2 separate regions of the Homo sapiens genome follow, and region 2 is linked to region 1. The links are chromatin contacts, found by Hi-C or POLR2A ChIA-PET in ENCODE. All regions are on one chromosome and are shown on one strand. Each heading gives the region's core, a stretch centred on a gene start or an enhancer-like site at or near the end of the contact. The rest is flanking DNA. Distances are from core to core; before and after follow the strand shown.

What was found. A loop is a pair of places that touch in the nucleus more often than their neighbours do. ChIA-PET counts read pairs that join two places held with the same protein, here RNA polymerase II (POLR2A). Pooled maps may share reads with other maps.
Region 2: a map of G401 shows a loop between it and region 1 (4-fold over the local background). The contact joins the promoter of ASGR2 here to the promoter of SLC16A13 in region 1. A Hi-C loop is called at or near these places in 1 of 168 maps with a recorded cell type or tissue (G401) and 2 of 50 pooled maps. POLR2A ChIA-PET finds 5 or more read pairs at or near these places in 6 of 52 experiments (Caco-2, HEK293, HepG2 and 3 more).

The regions. Positions count from the first base shown.
Region 1 is chr17:7,034,450-7,037,700 of GRCh38, forward strand. SLC16A13 (solute carrier family 16 member 13) reads left to right here and starts at 1,566. Exons shown (of 4, transcript NM_201566.3): 1 at 1,566-2,132; 2 at 2,278-2,421. The coding sequence starts at 1,934. RefSeq lists enhancers at 1,005-1,505, 1,114-1,163, 1,894-2,133.
Region 2 is chr17:7,113,453-7,116,703 of GRCh38, forward strand. ASGR2 (asialoglycoprotein receptor 2) reads right to left here and starts at 1,370. Exons shown (of 9, transcript NM_001201352.2): 1 at 1,163-1,370; 2 at 665-858. The coding sequence starts at 788. RefSeq lists an enhancer at 1,522-2,308.

The DNA of each region.
Region 1 (3,251 bases), core at 316-2,815:
CTTGATCGAGTTAAGTAATAAAGTCAAGATTGGAACTGGGCCAGGCACGGTGGCTCACGCCTGTAATCCCAGAACTTTGGGAGGCCAAGGCTGGTGGATCACTTGAGGTCAGGAGTTCGAGACCAGCGTGGCCAACATGGTGAGACCTCGTCTCTACTAAAAATACCAAAATTAACTGGGCGTTGTGGTGGGAGCCTGTAATCCCAGAAACTCAGGAGACTGAGGCAGGAGAATCACTTGAACCCGGGAGGTGGAGGTTGCAGTGAGCCAAGATCATGCCACTGCACTCCAGCCTGGGCCACAGAGCAAGACTCCATCTCAAAATAAATAAATAAATAAATAAATAAATAAATAAATAAATAAATAAAAGACTGGAACTGTGATCTGATTCTAAAGACCCGAGTTCTTAATCACTATGTAATACAGCCACAGCAATTTCTGTATCTTTGGCATATTCCCCACCAGCCGACATTTTGACTCTTAGAAAGTATATATGTGTATTATTGATGATTACTTTTATTTCCCACATATAAAATTATTTAAGGCTCAATATGTCTTTTAAGACTACACACCTCCCTCCCTGCCTCCACTTCTTGTTTGCTGCTTTCCCCAGTAATCTGGGAGTGAACATTGAGTCCACGGTTTCAAGGTCAGGGTCCTGGGAAGTATGGCTTATAATGAAGGAACAGGAAATCCAAGCCATTGGTGTTATGGAGACTGGGAAGGACTGGGGAGTGTTTGCTAGGGGCCTGAGGACTACTTGGGTAAGAGGGGGCTGACTGCTCCAGTGGCCAGGGTCATAGTTTGTCTCTTTAGTCTACCCCACCATCAGATCAAAAAAGGTGGTTAGGAAGTGGTTGTTACTAGAGGGCAGAGGAAAAGGTTCCAGCCCCAGTGAGGAAGAGGTAGGTGGTGTTGGTGGGGCCCTGTGTGAGCTTACAGCCGCCCTTCCTCTCCTCAGTTATTTTTGGTCTCTGTGACCTGTAGGTTTCCTGTTAGTGGGAACAGAAGTGACAGGAACGAGTTCCCACTACAGAAATGAACGCCAGGAGTCCAACTCATTCCCCTTCTCTCTTCCCTTAGCCGTTGAACTTCTCAGGGATCCAGGCTTCTAGGTCTGCGTGCCTAGGGCTGCGTGTTAGTGGCTTCAGGCGCTGCGCCAAACACTTCGTTTGAGTCTCATCTCCTAACCCCTCCCCTACCCCCAACAGGGCCTTGCAATTCCTGGACCCCTCATTAAAGCAAGAGAGTCCTCTCCTCTCCAGACCCAGTTTACCCACCACTAACCCTTCCGTGTGGCTCTGGGTGCTGAAACGGGGATGACTTGGCCCGCTAGGTGAAGAGGAGACGGAAGCTTCCTGGCAGTCCCCGCGTCACGTGGGGCCCTACCTAGTCAGCCTCCTAACGCCCCTCCTTACGCATGCGCCCATTCACTGCTGGTCCCCAACAATGCCTAAATCCCGCCCTGCCCTTCTCGTTCCGCCCCTGCCCGGGAGCCCCGCGTCCTCATTGGCGAGCTCCAGGGTGGCCCGGCCCGGACACCCCAGTGATAAAATAGATCATCTACACGGAAACTGGCGCGCTCCAGGGGTGGGGCCCAAACTCAGTTCCACCCTCTGGCTCCCAGCCGAACACCGAACCGGGACCGATCCGGCCCCGGCTTGAACTAGCTCAGCTCCGAGCTCGCGGAACCACGCCCCCGGGAGACTCTGGCCCGGCCAGCGCGGGCCAGGTCTTCAGTCCTATATCGCCCCGCCTTGGGAAAAGGTGCAGGGGCCTCTCGCCGCCTCGTCGGGCCCTTCCTCTCTACCTGCCTCTCCAACCCCTCTCGGCCCCGAGCCACCCGGCAGCGGGGGTGGGTGTGCAGAGGTGCGGCGTCCAGAACCCGGCTCCTGCAGAGGCTCTGGGTGGCAGCAGCCCTGTTACCGCTTAGATGGCGCGCAGGACAGAGCCCCCCGACGGGGGCTGGGGATGGGTGGTGGTGCTCTCAGCGTTCTTCCAGTCGGCGCTTGTGTTTGGGGTGCTCCGCTCCTTTGGGGTCTTCTTCGTGGAGTTTGTGGCGGCGTTTGAGGAGCAGGCAGCGCGCGTCTCCTGGATCGCCTCCATAGGAATCGCGGTGCAGCAGTTTGGGAGTGAGTGCGGCGCCTGGATCTGGCGGACTGCGACCCTCGGAAGGGAGAGGGAATGCGGCGACTGGGAAGTGGAAGGGCGAGGGGCGGGAGATGCTGGGGGGGAGACCCCTGAGATCTTCTCGCAGCGCCCCTTCCACTTCCTCAGGCCCGGTAGGCAGTGCCCTGAGCACGAAGTTCGGGCCCAGGCCCGTGGTGATGACTGGAGGCATCTTGGCTGCGCTGGGGATGCTGCTCGCCTCTTTTGCTACTTCCTTGACCCACCTATACCTGAGTATTGGGTTGCTGTCAGGTGAGAGCCTGCACAAGGGCAGGAGAGTCAAATGCTTAGATCGTTGGATGTTCACCTCCTTCCTGCTCCTTCCAAAGGGTTCGGGGAGAAGCTGAGGGAAAGTTTAGCTAGCACCTGTACCCAGAAGGGAATTCTTAATAGGAATGACTAAAGCGACAAACATGGTGAGGAATTAGGAAATTCAAGGATGATGAAACCTGGCCGGGCACGGTGGCTCACGCCTGTAATCCCAGCACTTTGGGAAGCCGAGGCGGGTGGATCACGAGGTCAGGAGTTTGAGACCAGCCTGGCCAACATGGTGAAACCCCGTCTCTACAAAAATACAAAAATTAGCCGGGCCTGGTGGCGCTAATCCCAGTTACTCGGGAGGCTGAGGCAGGAGAATCGCTTGAACCCGGGAGGCGGAGGTTGCAGTGAGCCAAGATCGCACCACTGCACTCCAGCCTGGGCGACAGAGCAAGATTCTGTCTCAAAAAAAAAAAAAAAAAAGATGAAACCAAGTATACAAGCCCAGAAGCCCAGGGCTAATGGGACTGGAGTGTAAAAGGAAGAATTACTATAAAATGGTGCTAGGGGCCAGGCACGGTGGCTCACGCCTGTAATCCCAGCACTTTGGGAGGCCGAGGCGGGCGGATCACGAGGTCAGGAGATCAAGACCATCCTGGCTAACACGGTGAAATCACGTCTCTACTAAAAACACAAAAAATTAGCTGGGCGTGGTGGCAGGTGACTGTAGTCCCAGCTACTCGGGAGGCTGAGGCAGGAGAATGGTGTGAACCCGGGAAGCAGAGCTTGCAGTGAGCCGAGATTGCACCACTGCACTCCAGCCT
Region 2 (3,251 bases), core at 120-2,619, 79 kb after region 1:
ACAAACATACATACACTCACACAATACACACACACAACACACACACAACATACACAACGTACACACACACAACATACACACACTCATACACAACATACATACACACAACATACACACAACATACACACACTCACATACACAACATACACTCGCACAACATACACACATGCACAAGATACACACACAACACACAACATACACTCACACACAAGATACACACAACATATACTCACACAACATACACACACAACACACTCTCACACACAACATACCCTCTCACATACACGACATACACACACACAACATATGCACGCTCTCGCGCACATATACACACACACAACATTCACTCACACACACACACAGAGTCCCAGCTGAATCTGCATTCCTCATATGCACATACGTGCACACGCACATACGAGGCACATGTGTTCTTGGGTTGGGAGGAGAAGGGCAGGCAGTTATCTTCCAGATCTCCCCACACCTCTGGCACATGCCTTTCCTGGGGTCCTGGGGTAGACAGGAAGGTGAGGTGAGGGAACAAGCGGGGGTGTCGGGCCCTCCTCAGTCCCTGTTCACAGAGTGGGTGCGGCAGAGACCTCAAAGGGACAGAGCAATCATGAGCTGAGACAGAGGGGGAGCAAAGCCGCAGAAACTGCACACTTGCCTTTCAAAAATGGATTTCCTCTCCTGGGATTCAGCCTGCGAGTGCCTGGCCCCTCACCTTGATGGAAAGGATGGTCATTTTCCTCCGAGCTCAGCTGCTGGATATCTTGAAAGTCCTTGGCCATGATGGGGCCCGGGCTGGAGCTGGAGCTGGAGCTGGGCTGGGCTGGGCTGAGGTTGCTCTGAGGGCTGGGGCTGGGGCAGAGGTGCAGATTCACGTGGAGGTTGATGGTGGGATGGAACGCAGGGTCGGAGGGGTTCGGGGTGGTGGCCTGGGTAGGATCTGAGGTTGGCAGGGCGTTTGGGATGAGGTTTGAAATCCCGCTGGGTCCTTTCCCTTCTCAGGAGACCGCTTGGGCCTTGACCTGGCCAGGAGACCCCTCCCCACGCTCATGGACCCGACCACCCACAGCTTCCCATGGGGTCCTCCCCATCCCTGAACCAAGGCCTCCTTGTTCCCAAGCATCCTCGTCCCAGTTGCCTCCCCAGCCTCAGTTACCTGTGAAAGGTGTGGAGAGCGGACACCTGGCTCCCGCAGGCAACCCTGGCCTTGGCCAAGGAGGGGTTAAAGCCAGGAGAACTGGGGCAGGTGGAGCTCACAGGGGAGAGGAGAGTGGAGGAGGGGCTGGTCCGGGCAAGGCCTGCACTGGAGGGTCTGAGTGTCCAAGCTCTAACCTGGCACCTCCTGGCCTGGGACTTTGGACAGTAAACAGAAGAGGAAACAGAGCTGTAACTCATTTGTGGGGTGGGGGCAGGGGACGGGGCTATCTCTGTTCTTATTCCCAGAGAGGGGGGTCCCCTGGGCTGCGCTCAACTCCACACGCCACTCACCCCACTCATTGCACCATTTGGAAGGGGTGCCAGGCCAGGAGGGGCTGGGGTGCAGTTTGCCGTTTCCCTCTCTCCCTCCCCCTCTCACTTCCTGCCTCCGAATTTACCAGAACTGTGGGTGTCTCCAAATATCCCTGACCAGGATCACAGCGACCAGTTCTCTACTCTTGCCCAATCCGGCATCTGAACCACAGACCCCAGCTTCCTGTGGGCTCGGCCACCAGACTCTCAGCTCTGGCCCAACTCGCTTCACTCTCCTGGAGAGTAAAGCCTCTCAAATCCAGAAGCTTCAGCAGGAGGAGGAAGGGGCTTTGCAGAAAAACAGCTCTCCTCGCAGGAGGAATCCAACCTCAGAGAGCCCCGTCCGGCCCAGACCCTGCCCCAGCCCAGGCAACACAAACACTGTCCTCAGGCCCAGCCACTGCCCTAAATTCTCCAAGGTGTTTCTTCATTTATCACAGCACAACACCCCCACGAGGCAGGACTTCTGTTACTCCCATTTCACAGGGTTCGGAAGCGGAGCCTCGGAGAGATGAGGCAACTTGCTCTAGGTGGTGGCCCAGGTGAGTAGAGAAACTGGCAAAGCAAAATGGAGTAAAGAGGGGAAAATAACATCATAACAAAAGGTCTGGCCGGGCACGGTGGCTCACGCCTGTAATCCCAGCATTTTGGGAAGCCGACGTGGGTGGATCACCTGAGGTCAGGAGTTCGAGACCAGCCTGGCCAACATGGTGAAACTCTGTCTCTACTAAAATACAAAAATTAGCCGGGCGTGGTGGCAGGGGCCTGTAATCCCAGCTACTCAGGACGCTGAGGCAGGAGAATCGATTGAACCTGGGAGGCGGAGGTTGCATTAGCCAAGATTGCGCCATTGCACTCCAGCCTGGGCAACAAGAGAGAAACTCCATCTCAAAGAAAAAAAAAAGAAAGAAAGAAAAAGAAAAGAAAAGGTCTTCATGGTCCTACGAGGAAGACTGGCTTCCATGAAGCAAGGAACGTGGCTGACTGTCTACACTTGCGCTAACAATAGCTCGGGAAAGAAAACACAGTTTTTGTGCATGATTTTCTGACCCTCACCAAACTTGGGCGGATGGCTACGGGCAGGGTTTCTTATAAAGCTGCTCGTTTCCCCGGGTGCCGAAAAGGAATTCAAACAGAGGCCTTTTCTGTTCTTGTAACTTGCTGACCCACATGGGAAGTAGCCACCCCCCCAGTACCCTGACATTCCCACCCAGCCACCAGGCAGCAGCAGCCGCTGGGCTCTCTGACTGCAGCCCACAGCGAGAGACGAATTTCATGCTGTGATCCAGAACATACACACAAGCACCCGCACACACAGGTGCATTTGTATGTGTTACTTTCTCCTGGATCCCCAGTGCCTGCCACACAGTAGCTGCTCAACAAGTATCTACTGAGTGAGTGAGTGAATAGAATAATGCGTTTGGAAATACACGGTTGACACTAAAGTTTGATGGGACAATGCTCACCTTACTACGTGCCTTCTGTTGAGTTTCCCAGTCCATTAATGGGTCACAACTCAAAGTCTGAACAACACTGCTGTGAAGCCCCCATCTTAAGGGGCATGTGGATTTAGTCCTGAGATACAGGTAAGAGCTTCACAGATGGATTGTCTACTGCATGTCAAGCTTTGCCAACTGCCAACCAGGGATGGGGCCATCCTCATTGGCCACCCCTTTGACTGAACCAATTCCACGTTTCAGGGCTTGTCACTTACACCCCCACTCACGGCACTACAG